Linked DNA regions of Homo sapiens: all the other regions are linked to region 2. The links are chromatin contacts, found by Hi-C or POLR2A ChIA-PET in ENCODE. All regions are on one chromosome and are shown on one strand. The core of a region is the stretch at or near the end of the contact, and the rest is flanking DNA. Distances in the headings are between cores, read along the strand shown.

The links. A loop is a pair of places that touch in the nucleus more often than their neighbours do. ChIA-PET counts read pairs that join two places held with the same protein, here RNA polymerase II (POLR2A). Pooled maps may share reads with other maps.
Region 1: POLR2A ChIA-PET joins it to region 2 with 11 read pairs in Caco-2. The contact joins two enhancer-like sites. POLR2A ChIA-PET finds 5 or more read pairs at or near these places in 2 of 52 experiments (Caco-2 and WTC11).
Region 3: a loop to region 2 is called in a pooled map, with 2.6 times the contacts of the local background. The contact joins the promoter of GJA5 here to the enhancer-like site in region 2. A Hi-C loop is called at or near these places in 2 of 168 maps with a recorded cell type or tissue (ascending aorta and tibial artery) and 7 of 50 pooled maps.

The regions. Positions count from the first base shown.
Region 1 is chr1:147,850,710-147,855,206 of GRCh38, reverse strand. No RefSeq gene overlaps it. Among named protein-coding and RNA genes, the nearest start is that of GJA8, 50 kb to the left of the region's middle. Within about 2 kb of position 1,531, at least 2 of the 41 ENCODE cell types and tissues checked have a DNase peak (open chromatin) inside an H3K27ac peak, as active enhancers do.
Region 2 is chr1:147,596,821-147,601,523 of GRCh38, reverse strand. All of the region lies in intron 1 of BCL9 (BCL9 transcription coactivator), which reads right to left. Among named protein-coding and RNA genes, the nearest start is that of BCL9, 58 kb to the right of the region's middle. RefSeq lists silencers at 1,035-2,084, 2,115-2,194. Within about 2 kb of position 1,528, at least 32 of the 41 ENCODE cell types and tissues checked have a DNase peak (open chromatin) inside an H3K27ac peak, as active enhancers do; they include ascending aorta and tibial artery, where a contact is called at or near this core.
Region 3 is chr1:147,758,117-147,762,723 of GRCh38, reverse strand. It overlaps GJA5 (gap junction protein alpha 5), which reads left to right and starts at 2,122. Exons shown (of 2, transcript NM_181703.4): 1 at 2,122-2,225; 2 at 3,453-4,607. The coding sequence starts at 3,486. The coding sequence ends at 4,562. The region is part of intron 1 of LOC102723321 (a long non-coding RNA gene); the gene reads right to left. RefSeq lists a silencer at 4,049-4,343.

The DNA.
Region 1 (4,497 bases), core at 282-2,781, 250 kb before region 2:
GGAAAAACCGCCTACTCAAGCCTCAGTAATGGCAGATGCCCCTCCCCCCACCAAGCTCTAGCATCCCAGGTCAATTTCAGAGTGCTGTGCTGGCAGCAAGAATTTCAAACCAGTGGGTCTTAGCCATGGGGGTGGGATCCATTGAGTTAGACCACTTGGCTCCCCAGCTTCAACCCCCTTTCCAGGGGAGTGAACAGTCTGTTTTGCTAGCGTTCCAGGCACCACTGGAGTATGAAAAAAACTCCTGGAGCTAGCTCTGTGTCTGCCCAAACGGCCACCAAATTTTGTGCTTGAAACCCAGGTGTAGGCACCTGAGGGAATCTCCTGGTCTGCGGGTTACAAAGACTGTGGGAAAAGCATGGTTTCTGGGCCAGAATGCGCCATTCCTCGTGGTACAGTCCCTTACGACTTCCCTTGGCAAGGGGAGGGACTTCCCTGACCCCTTGTGTTTCCCTGGTGAGGTGGCACCCCTCCCTGCTTCTGCTTGCCCTCTGTGGGCTGCACCCACTGTCTAACCAGTCTTAATAAGATGAGCTGGGTACCTCAGTTGGAAATGCAGATATCATCCACCTTCTGTGTTGATCTCGCTGGGAGCTGCAGCCTGGAGCTGTCACTAGTTGGCCATCTTGCCCAGGCGACCAGAATTTAAGTAACTTTTTGAGGCTGACATAGCAGTAAGCAGGAGATCCAGGTCTCAAATCCTCTTCTGACTTCCAAGCCTATGATTTTTTTTTCACTTGCCTAATAATAATAGTCATTTTCATTGAAAATTAAGTTCTTTTTTTTTCTTTTTATTACTCCTCAAACTTGCAAGAAGTGGCTAGTTGCACAGTTCCTCATTTGGCTCTATGCACCATGAGGGCAAGGACTGTGCTGTCCTGTTCACAGTTACATCCTTTGTGCCTATACAGTGACCAGCACAGAGTATGTGTTCAGTGAATGTGTGCTGAGTATATAAATAAGTGGCTGAACACAAACTATTATCTAAATGTAATTGTTAGTAATAATAATTCTTCCTTTATTTAGCAGGGCTAGGATTTTAAATTGCTTCCTGCTATTAACACTGAATAAATATGGCAATATGGCTATACTACATTCTCTTAATATAGAATTCAATACTCTCCAAATACACTCTGTTTATCCTCACACACACCTTGACAATAGGTATGGGTTAGTGGTGCTATCATTTCATCACTCATAAGAATAGGGAGATTCTTTACCTCACCCAAGACTGCACAGGCATTTTCAGGAGCAGCCGTTAATAGATTTTATGTTTCTTTATATTCAGCCCATTGCTGAGGATGCTAAATCCTACTAAAGCTATAGGCACCAGAGCCTTATGCTGCTTCAAGGGTCTACAATACTCCCAAATTAATTCATGGAAATGGCTGCAGCATTGTGGAAAAACAGCTGGTTACTTCCCAGCAGAATTAGCTGTAACCAGTTTAGTCACTTGTTGAGAGAAGACAGGAAATCTCTTGCAAAAGTCAGCCACATTCCCCACAATATAATAGCAAGTAAATCATTCCTGAGGAGCCCTGGGTGCCTGGCTGGTTTAGGAAGATTCAGGGACAGACAGAGAGCTGTAGTCTAAAGAATGTGAGAGATTTTAGAGCCAGACCTAAGTCTTTGATTTGGTGACTCCGTTACACATGGGGAAATATTTTGAGAGCAGTGAGAATGATTTGTCAGTGAAGTTTAACCAGAAATGTGGCCAGGCAGGAAATCTTGAGCCACGTTCAGGCAGCTGCTGATGCATGGACAAAATCAGTTCAATTTTCCTGCCTGAGACTGGCAACGAACTATTGGTCTCCAACCCAACAGGCCCTGAAATGGCCTACAAGCTGGAGTGAGAGGACAGCCTGCCCAAAAGTAGTCAAACCATGGCCCGTTTATTTATTAGTATACTTTTAAATTAAATATTTTTAAAGGATTACAGTCACACTAAAAACGTACAAGTATGGTAGAAGTAACTGTTTTTCCTTAACCCTTTGAGAATAAGCTGCTAACCTGATTCCCTATTATCCCAAAAACTTCAGTGTTTATTTCCTACAAAGACATTCTTCCATATGCTTATATAGACTATATATAGTATATACAATACAATTCCCAGTTACTCAGGGGGCTGAGGCAGGAGGATCACTATAGCCTGGGAGGTTGAGGCTGCAGTGAGCTGTGATTGTGCCACTGCACTTCAGCCTGGGTGACAGAGTGAAATCCTGTGACTTAAATAAAAAAGAAAAAAAAAAGAAAAAAGAAAATTAACCTTGATGAATCATTTTTATCAGATCCCATTCCAAGTTTTGCCAAGTGTTGCAATAATACTCTTTATAGCAAGAGGATCCAGTTCAAAATGCTGCATGTATCACATCTTTGGCTAACTTCAATTTGAAATGGTTCCTCATCTTTCCTTGACTGTCATATCCTTGCCACTTTCGAAGATTGTAGGCCAGTTATTTTGTAGAATGTCTCTCAATTCAGAGCCATCTGCTGTTTCCTCAGAATAGACTTGGGTTATGCATCTTTGGAAAGAATAACATAGAAGTGATACTGTGTTCTTCTCAGTGCATCATGCCAGGTAGTGCAAAACTTCAATTTTTCCCATTATTGATGATGTCAATTTTGGTTGCTTTATTTATTTATTTATTTATTTATTTATTTTGGCACGGAGTTTTGCTCTTGTTGCCCAGGCTGGAGTGCAGTGGCGTGATCTTGACTCACTGCAACCTCTGCCTCCAGGGTTCAAGTGATTCTCTTACCTCAGCCTCCTGAGTAGCTGGGATTACAGGCACGCACCATCACACCTGGCTAATTTTTGTATTTTTAGTAGAGATGCAGTTTCACCATGTTGTCCAGGCTGGTCTCAAACTCCTGACCTCAGGTGATCCACCCATCTCAGCCTCCCAAAGTGCTGGGATTAGAGGCATGAGCCACCGCTCCCAGCCAAGAGTTGCTTTATTAAGATGATGTCTACTAGTCTCCGGTTTCAAGTTACTTCTTTTTGTAATTAATGAATATTTTGTGTGAAAAATGTTGAAGCTTTGTAACTATTCTATTCCTGAACAAACTTTTAATTAATTTATTTATTGTTTTATACCTGTATGGGCTCATGGTTTCCTATTTTATTCAATGAATTATGATCTGTTACTATCATTCTTTGATACTCAAATTGTCTCCAGTTTGGCCATTGGAAGCCTCTTCAAGCTGGTGTTTGTGTGCTTTTGATATAGTCCTATCATTCTTTGAGTACTTTCTTGCCTTCTGAGGGGAAAAAATGTTATGAGCTCACCTCATACTTTCCCTGCCCAAGCCTTAAACTCAAGACATTTCTCTGAAGAGGCCTGGTTCCTTCAAGTAGAGAATGATGTTGAGAAGCCCGCATCTGGGCAACAGGTTTGGTTCTTGCTTTTGGGGTGTTTCACTTCCCAGGACTTCTCAGTGGACATAGCTAAGAAATATATATAGATATACACACACGTTTATATCTATATTTTTATATTTCTCTCTATATATTGCAAACGGATACTTCCAATTCCAATCCAAAACCACAGAGTTCATTCTATATTTCTCATTTTTCATATTTGTTAATCCATTTTCTGATGGTAAGAAACCTGGCTCTCAATATCTTTAATATATTTAATTATGTGACCAGTGTTCCTGTACGAGACCAATCTCCTATTTTCGTTGCTAGCCCCTCACCTGCAAATATGCCCTCCTCACTCTATATGCTAGTTCTAGCTTTCTACACCAGGCTTGAAAGAGGACTCTGAGCTACTGGCAGAAAGTGGACTGATTAAAATGACTCAGCTGCAAACATGAGCTACCTTTTGTCAAAAAGGAAAGATGACTCAGAGACCAGAGTGCAGAGTTCAGAGGTTAGAGAGCTAAACAGTCTCTATTCCCATTCCTTGAAACTTAATCAAGGAAATGTAATATTTGCTTGGCTGAATTTCAATACTGTGATGGACAGGTGACTCCTTTATTTATCTCTCATCTCTCCCATTTTTGAACCAGGATGTCTATAGCAATTATCCTATGTCTATCTGAACATTGTATGTTGGGTACCTTGTGGGTAGATAATTTGTCTCTTAAGTTTTACAGGTTCTTAAATGGAGAGAAATTGTGCCCCAGGAATTGTACTTAATAGACTGTACCCAGGATCCCTGTCTGTACCTGAGTTATATGATTTAGATAATGAGATTTTGGATTTTGAGCTGATGAGATGAGATTTGATGAAGAGATTTTGCTGATGATGTAATGGGATGAAGATGCTGGGATGGTGTATTAGTCAGCTAGGGCTGCCAAATCAAAGTACCACAAACTGGGTGACCTGGATGACAGAAATGATTTTTCTCACAATTCTGGATGTTAGAAGTCTGAAATGAAAGTATTGGCAGGGTTTTTTTTTTTTCCTGAGGGCCCATATCTTTGGCTTATAGATGCCTGTCTCTCTCTGTGTCTTCACACGGTCTTCCTTTTGTATACATCTATGCCCAA
Region 2 (4,703 bases), core at 279-2,778:
TCCTTACTGTCTGTTAGTTCTAATTCATCACTTTGCTCAGTGCACAAATCCAAATCTCTGCCCCAAAACGAACATTTAATTCCTGAATATATCAAGTGCTAACTAATACTCCAATACCCATCATTGACCAAAATGTAACTCTTTACATAGAAAATCATTTCCCCACTGAAATCACTGCCAGGGATTTACCTATGTTTGCTGTAATCAAAGTCAAATTTTGCATCAATTCTATCCCATCTTACAGACTCTCCACTAAGAGATAGTTATGTCCATTTCTCTAACTTATCTAGTAACTTTATTAGTCCCCAGCTGGACTCCAATCTAGGCTCTAAGTCTCTCCTATCACTAAAAACCCATTTTTCCTTCCCCCTCCTTCAGACCTCTTGGAGGACAGATTTCTGGCCTCCTCCTTCATGCTTGGTAGCCTTCCCATAAGGCCCCCAGCAATACTATTACAGGCCTCTGGCCCCTCCCTCTCCTTCCCTCTGGACATAATAACCAACCCTGCTGTTGTTTTACTTAGGATATCTCCATTTCACCAGGCTCACCCAACACTCATCAGTGACATCTTAATAGTCTTTGCAACTTTCAAAGGCCAGTGACTCAGGCTCCACTTTGGAAATCACTGGTGTGTCCCAAGACCCCCACAATGACTCAGTGACCTAGACATCACCAATTCACCTGCTTGGGCCCTTAACTACTCACACATTCTTCCTAGCTTCCACCTCCCCTACCCTTCAACAAGTCACTGGCCTGCAAAGTCCCCTTTACCTCTATCCATCTCAGGGGTCTTACAGACCTCATCAAACTCAATCCCAATTCCCTTATTTAGCTCTCCATCTCGCCCCTCCAACACTCCTGCATCCCAGGACCCTGGGACTGTCCTCACTCTCCTGGTTTAACCTCTCCAAGCACTGCTTGGGACACAACCTTTGAAAAAAAGAAGAGATGCCCTCTCTCTCCACCGCCCGTGAAGCACCCCCACCTCCCCCCACAGGTTCCTCCAGACTCGCCTCACTAAATCCGCAACCCTGGCCCCCGCCCCTTTTCTGCCCCCCTCCACCCCGCTCTTCGCGGCTGTGGCTACCCCTGCCCCCAAACCGGCTCAAAACACGCGGACGCGGACCTGGCCCCCACTACCCCCGGCTCCGGTCCTTCCCCTCCCCCTCCCCCAGGTGCCACTTACCCCGGAGGCAGGAGTGGGGGAGGGGAGAGGAGGTGCGGAGCAGGGAAAGAGGCTTGGGTCCGGGGCGGCTCTCAGCCCCGCGGGGCCGGGGCCAGCGGCAGCGGCGGCGCAGCGTCTCCCCCCGGCGGCGGCAGCGGCGGCGGCGGCGCCGTCCCACTCCGGCAAGCACACATAGGCTCCATTGTCCGCCGGCGCCTCCCCCTTTCCGGCTCCCCCCTCCCGGTCCCGCCCCTTCCCTCCCTTCGGCCCTCCCCCGCCGCACCGCGCCACGAAAGGTACAGCCGGCCCCGCCTCGGACGCGAGCGGAGGGTGCCCCCTCCCCACCGGCCCGACGTCCCGCCCGCGGGGAACCGGGACCGCCCCGCCCCGCCTCAGCGTCCGGCCCCGCGACCAGCAAGGGCCCGCCCCTCCAGGGAAAGTCGCTCGTGCCCCTTCAGGGAAAGTCGCTCGTCCCCCTCCCCAGACGCGCGCGATGGTACCAACCCGCCGCGGCCTCCTCCCGCCCCCAGCTTCCCGCAGGGCCCTGCCCACCAGGCAGCCGCACCTCCCGCCGCCCCGCCCCCGATATTTTACTACGGGCCCGCCCACCGCCGGCACCACCTCCTGGTTTGCATAGGCACGCCCGCCAGGGCCCGCCCCGGACCGTCACCCGGCTGGAGGGGACGCCCACTCCCCCCTTAAAGCGGCAGAGCTCTAGTCCCCAACTCCAGAGCCTCCTGAGGGGCCGGCGGGGCGGGAGGTTCGGCACGGGAGGGTCTCCTCTTCCCGTCCCCTCCTCCCCACGCGCTCACTCTCCCGGACCTTCCCGCCGCCTCGCGCAGTCCTGGGAGCAACCGAGGGGGGCGGGGGGCCAGGAAAGGCGCGGAGGGGGAAGGGCAGCGTGGAATTTGGCCATCTTTTGACAGAAACGAATTGAAGAGCCGGTCTTTCCCTCACTCTTCCCTGCTGCCCAGGTCCCGGCCTAGCCCTCAACCTTCAAGGCCACCTCCTCACACCTTCGGGACGCAGTTCCACCCCGCTTTCCTGTCCCTTCTCTCCACCTCTGAGTCTGCACCGCCTGGGCCATGGCCGGCTTTCTCCCCTCGCAGGAGAGCAGCCCCCACCCAGGACTGCGCTCTCCTCCGCCCTCTGCGAAGTGCAGGAGTCCCGCTGATGCGCCGGGGGTGCAGGGGTCTCCTTTCACATCCGGCCCAGCCCAGCCTGGCTCAGGCATCGCTGCCTGGTGCCCACAGAGGGAACCTCTGTCCAGGACCTCACGTCGCTTCACAGCCGGGCTAGCTCCCCTAATTTTTCGGAAGACCTCTGCTCTGAAGGGGTCAAAGCCTGAGTATCCCGGCGCTGTTGTGAGAGGGTAGCCCATTAGATTACACTTTTTCTCAGAAGGAAAAAATGACGGCATCATGGTTAGAGCATGTTGCTGAATCAAAGCTCAGATTCGGGCTATTCTGCTCCATCTGTGTGGCCCCGGTTGCTGCGGTGAACAACCGTTATTATAGATCTGTCTGCTCTGCACCCTCCCCAGAATACACTGTTGTTACACCTCTGTCCTTGTGCCTTGTGGGGTCTTGATCTAAGTTAGCTGCTTCGGCAACTGTGTGCACTGACCCCGCAGCTCTTCTGGATCCGTTAGGTGAAGACTGCCCATGTTAGAGTGTACTGCGTGTTCTCCCTGGAGACAGATGGAGGCAATATGGCCAGGAGGACGAGATAAATCTTCTGCTCTTGCTTCTATCACCCATGGTTTTAACCAGGGTACTTATTCCTGTGTCAGTTTCCCTTCCTAAAGGAAACCTTCCTTGGGCAACCTTTTAAGGAATGGTGCTAGTTGTAAAGGATGGTCAAGAGAGCCCTAAATGATAAAGCCGATCTGCTTTCGAAATCATTTAAAACTCTTTAACTGGTCAACGTAAGTTACCATAGCCGCCTCCCCTGCTTAGATCCTATGAAAAACTGTGGCAAGGTATTTTCTCTTTGTCTTCTGTCATGACTGAGGATATAAATTAAATAAAGAAGAAAGGCAATAGTTGGTATAAACAATATCAAGATCAATTGAAGAATTCCAAATAGAAAATAATTAAAATGCCTTTTGTCAAGTTTGGGGCATAGAATATTTGATGTAACATAGCTAAGAACCCCTGTAAAAGAAGGCAGGAGGAAAAAGTCAGGTATGGACTTACGGACTTTTCTTATGGTATTAGAAAAGACAACCAAATCAGCAATATGCAAGAAACATTTGGGATTGCTAATGTAGGTGGAAAGAAGGAACTCACAGAACTTGTCTATAAGAGAAAACCACTGCCAAAATAAGCTCTGGCCTGGGGGGAATCCCAGACCAGATCACCTCTGCTCAGCAAGCTCAAAACAAACTCATTAAAACAATAATACACATGTTAAAAGAAAGTCTTAGCCATTTTACTAAGCGTTAAGCCCTCATGCAGCCATTATGTGTCAAAGTTCAAAATTATTATTGAATCAGAAGAAAAATGCAAATGAATATTAAACATACGACACTAGGGTAAAAGAATAATACTATTGAGAATTTAAGCACGCTAAAAAGTCATGAAATCTAAAGGTTAGAGGTTCCATAGAAATGGTAATTTAGCTACATTGCACATGGGATAGAAATGTGTTTTAAACTAGGATTTATTCTATTAAATAGGTTATTTTACTAGAATTTTTGCCCTCTGAATTTTCTACCTTGTATGCATTTTCATCTCACTTGAGAAAGAATTCTATTTTGGTGTATAAGGATTTAACACACTGTATATACATAAACATTAATGGATAATGAAATGCTTTTTTAAAAGCATCCTATGAATAAGAGCTTCAAACTGGTACTGCTACTCTAGAAATTTTAAGATAAGAAATCATTTTTTTACCCAAATGGTAAAATTGCTAAAAATAAAGGATTTTGATGCTAAAGAGACTTGGTTTTGATTTTCTCACTTACTGAAATTTGCTTCTCATAATGATGAGCACTCACTGTGTTGCAAACATAGATGATGTAAGTTTGACTTCTTAGTTCTTTAGCTAATCATAGCATTTATGTTAGGTTTGCCTCCAGTTTTTCCACCTGTAAACTCCACTTTCAAGTTGAGGCAACAAGTGCTTTTGTTTCCTCCGTTCTTGATAAACTTAAACCTAAATTTTAGGATTGGAAGGAATTCCATTCTGTCTTACAGAATGCTAAGGCATAGAAGTTCAATGATTTGCCAAGATTATGCTCAGTTTTAGGGACTAGAATTTGAGTCCAAGACTCCACAGCAGTATTCTAAATTCCAATGATTGTTCATTCCTAACAATATTTATTATTGTAGGAGAGAATATGAAAGTCTTCCTCAGAAATGATGAAACCAAGACTAACAAAGGTTGAGCCCACTCAGCCAGCTAGTATCAGGGTTATAAGAGGGCTTAACAAATTCTTGCCTTGGTCAAAGCCCTCAGCTTGTCCATGGGCTCCTGCTGCTTGTACTATTAATATTTATTACCGATTCATCTACCTCATTGTTCACCAAAA
Region 3 (4,607 bases), core at 873-3,372, 160 kb before region 2:
AGCATCTGGTACATGGTAGCTATTTTAAGTTTCTCTGACCTTGCCTGAGCGTCAGCAGGAAGTCATACATGAAAAACCCTTCACCCTATTTCCTCTGCCTGGGCCCAGGAGGTCTGCCTCACCCCTATACCTCCTCAGATAGTTTCTCTTTTTCCCTCCCAATAAGATATCCTTCCTAATACTGCCTTTCTGGTTTTCCAAGGTGTTCCTTTCTTGTATCTGTGCTTTACCTCTTCCAGGTGGAATTCCTTGGACAGCAGTGAAGGAGTCAGCAGTCAAGCCTCTTGGCAGACTAGACCAAAGGGTCACATTCTTTGCCTGGAACTATTTTTATACTTCCTTGGGGACTTGCAAGGAATGAGTGACAGAGTGAGAAGATCAAGGGAGAAGTCTTCAGGGACTGAGTGTGGAAAACTTGCCCCAAATCCTGGAAGAATATGACATTTGTTTCTTTTTTTTTCTATTTCCATTTTCCTCTCATTTCCTCCCCTTCTACTCTTGCTCCCATTTCTTTTCTCCTTTGTAATGCACCTTTCTCTACTTTCTGCTTTCTCTTTTTCCCTCCTTCTTCTACTCTCATCCTTCCCCACTGCTCTTGTTGCTAGTAATGGCTACCTTTTATTCAGTTCTTATTTGCTGAACACTGTGTTAAGTGCTTTGCACGCATCATCTCATAGCACTCTATGAGTTAATAGTATGTCCATTTTGCAGGTGAGGAAAGTGGAACACAGATTGAATCATTTATCTAAGCCCAGCAGATGGTAATAGAAATTTGTCAAACCTCAGTAAGCTAACTCCTGCATCTGTCTTTTCTTAACCCTACATGGTCTTTTTCTCCATTTCCAACTCTCCCTTGTCCTTCCCTTTTCTTCTCTTCTTTTTATTCCTCCCCTTCTCTCCCTCCCTCTTTTTCTCAGACATTTACCATAGTTCAGTCACTGCACGTGTGTGGCTGACCCTGAAGGTGCTGAACACTGTACATGTGCCCAGAAGAGAGGACAGACAATTCAAACTCTTATCTAATCAGCCATTTTCCTTTTGAGCACATGCTCCACAATTTTCCACATTTGGAGGCTGAAAGAGGGGGCGCTTCGCCACCTAAGGAAATGGGGCAGATGTCTGATCACAAATGACAGGAAAGGCCTCAAGACCTGCATGGGTCTTTGATATAGAGAGGAGCAGAGATAAGATGCTTTCCGCTCACTCAGGAACTCCCTCATTCCCAGGGACACTGTATACTCTCAAGTTTGGGGACCTGGGGTCTGAGAGAATACAGGGCCAGGAGGTTGGTCCCTGTCAAGGCAACAATCAACTCAAGAGCTGAGGAAGCCTGGACTATGAAATGCACCACCCTGACCCCATCTTTCCCCATAAGCATGAAGAATGTTCAGACAGAAACCAGGAGCACGTTGGCAGCAAAGATATGACGGTCAAAGTTTGAATTTGACAAACCTCTAAGGACCCACCCAAATCTGAGGTTTATGATTCTAAGAAAGGAATATTTATGCTCCATTCCCTCCGAGACGTTTGTCATCCTGTTGGTTAGGAATGGTTAGAGGCTTAAACTGTAAGAACATTCGTTATTCACTAAGTAAGAATTCTGGAGGTAGGGAGCCTCAAGAGTTGCTTCAGAGGCCTCAGGGCACTGGTTGACATTTCTGAGATTCTCTGGACAGCTTTAGACATCTTGGTTCATACAACTCTGTCCACAGGCAGGAAGCGGTGGGGCTAAGTGAGGCTCACTCCTATTCACCGGGGGATGGGAGCACTGTGAGTAGTCTCCCTCCTGTTCACCAGGGGATGGGAGCACTGTGAGTGAGGTTCCCTCTTGTTCACAGGGGGATGGGAGCACTGTGAGTGAGGCTCTCTCCATTTACTGGGGGGTAGAAAAACCTTTTCTGGAGCATTCCCTCTACTTTAGATTCTCCCCATACCTCACCTACCAGAACTAACTGCAGAGGAGATTAAGAAAGTGATACCTGGCTTTTTCACCCTGCCAATGGGAGGCAGGCAAGAAACAGGGAATTGGTTTTCTATTGGGTAGGAAACAACAGTGCCTGTCAGCCCCTCCTTCATTCACTCAACTAAGATATATTAAACACCTACTCTGGGCCAGGCTCTGGTGATACAGAAGAAAAGACAGTCTCCATTTTCAAACAGTCCCTCCTGGGAGAACACAGACAGGCAGAGGATTACAACACAAGGCAGCAAGCACTGGGAGACGAGTAAGTGTCCCGGGGGCCATCACAGGAGCTGAAGAGGCTCAGCTTGAGGGAGGAGGGAGGGCTGGAGGAGGCAATGACTGGGTTAAGTTTTGAAAGGTAAATGGGATTCAGCTAGGGGTGAGGGGACATGTAGGGGTACAGAAGGAGGGCATTTGGGAAGACTTGGCATGGCTGGACAAAAGGAACTCATGTGGACAGGCAGGAACAGGCTGGAAAAGCAGACAAAGGCCAGATGAGGGAGGATTTTGTAAGGGACATAAAGTTTTGGGACATTTATTCTGGACATAAGGGTGGGCAGATCTGTGTGTGGGAACCTTATTTAAATGAGACACAGAAACTTAGCAGCAGGGCGAGCTGAGCTGTGTGGCTGGAATGGCTGTGTTGCACCGAGGCATGGGAGATCAACATTGCCTTACCAGCCAGGGGAAGTGAGCACTCATCTGTGATACTGTTAGCTGGTGTGACCAAAGCACACTTTTTGTTTGCCACCTCCCAACACAGCTGGTCCATGCTGGATGGTTCTGATTTTTGCAGAGTGCTTCCTGAGGGGCCAAATTTGCCAATCCCATCCTCACTCTTTCCTCCTCCACCTAGTTCTGCCCTCTGGAGCCATAAAAAAATTCCTTTTCCATCCAACAGCCATTTAAACATTTGGAACAGTTGTGGAATGATTTTCAGAATATCACACACCTCATATCATTTAATCCTCAGAATTCTCTGGTGTAGCTATTCCCATCCCCATTCGATAAATGAAGAAACAGACTCAGTGAGGTAAATGCCCAGAGTCACATTTGCAGACCCCAGTCTTGTGTTCTTTTTAATACTCGTGTTTCTCCAGGTGCGGTCCCTCACCGCCTGCATCAGAATTACTTGGGCTGCTTGTTGTAAATCCAGATTCCTGGGGGCCATCCCAGACCTCCTGAAGTAGAATTACTGGGGCAAGAGCAGAATCCATATTGTAACACACACCACGATTTCTAGATCCGTTAAAGTGTGGGAGCCATGCTCTAATTTTGCTAATATGGCTACTTTGAATCTTCTCTTTCTTTTTATTTTTGCTGGGAAAGGAGAGCGAGCTTTTCGTTGGTTGCTTTGACTTCTAAGTTGCATTTTCTTAAAGAACCCATTGGATGGATGGATCAGTGGAATCCCAGAACATGATAGACATTCCAGACCTTCACAGAACATCCTTCTTCTTTTCTCTCTTTCTCTCTCTCCCATTTGCAGAAGTTTTGGCATCTGTTCCCTGGCTGTGCCAAGATGGGCGATTGGAGCTTCCTGGGAAATTTCCTGGAGGAAGTACACAAGCACTCGACCGTGGTAGGCAAGGTCTGGCTCACTGTCCTCTTCATATTCCGTATGCTCGTGCTGGGCACAGCTGCTGAGTCTTCCTGGGGGGATGAGCAGGCTGATTTCCGGTGTGATACGATTCAGCCTGGCTGCCAGAATGTCTGCTACGACCAGGCTTTCCCCATCTCCCACATTCGCTACTGGGTGCTGCAGATCATCTTCGTCTCCACGCCCTCTCTGGTGTACATGGGCCACGCCATGCACACTGTGCGCATGCAGGAGAAGCGCAAGCTACGGGAGGCCGAGAGGGCCAAAGAGGTCCGGGGCTCTGGCTCTTACGAGTACCCGGTGGCAGAGAAGGCAGAACTGTCCTGCTGGGAGGAAGGGAATGGAAGGATTGCCCTCCAGGGCACTCTGCTCAACACCTATGTGTGCAGCATCCTGATCCGCACCACCATGGAGGTGGGCTTCATTGTGGGCCAGTACTTCATCTACGGAATCTTCCTGACCACCCTGCATGTCTGCCGCAGGAGTCCCTGTCCCCACCCGGTCAACTGTTACGTATCCCGGCCCACAGAGAAGAATGTCTTCATTGTCTTTATGCTGGCTGTGGCTGCACTGTCCCTCCTCCTTAGCCTGGCTGAACTCTACCACCTGGGCTGGAAGAAGATCAGACAGCGATTTGTCAAACCGCGGCAGCACATGGCTAAGTGCCAGCTTTCTGGCCCCTCTGTGGGCATAGTCCAGAGCTGCACACCACCCCCCGACTTTAATCAGTGCCTGGAGAATGGCCCTGGGGGAAAATTCTTCAATCCCTTCAGCAATAATATGGCCTCCCAACAAAACACAGACAACCTGGTCACCGAGCAAGTACGAGGTCAGGAGCAGACTCCTGGGGAAGGTTTCATCCAGGTTCGTTATGGCCAGAAGCCTGAGGTGCCCAATGGAGTCTCACCAGGTCACCGCCTTCCCCATGGCTATCATAGTGACAAGCGACGTCTTAGTAAGGCCAGCAGCAAGGCAAGGTCAGATGACCTATCAGTGTGACCCTCCTTTATGGGAGGATCAGGACCAGGTGGGAACAAAGGAGGC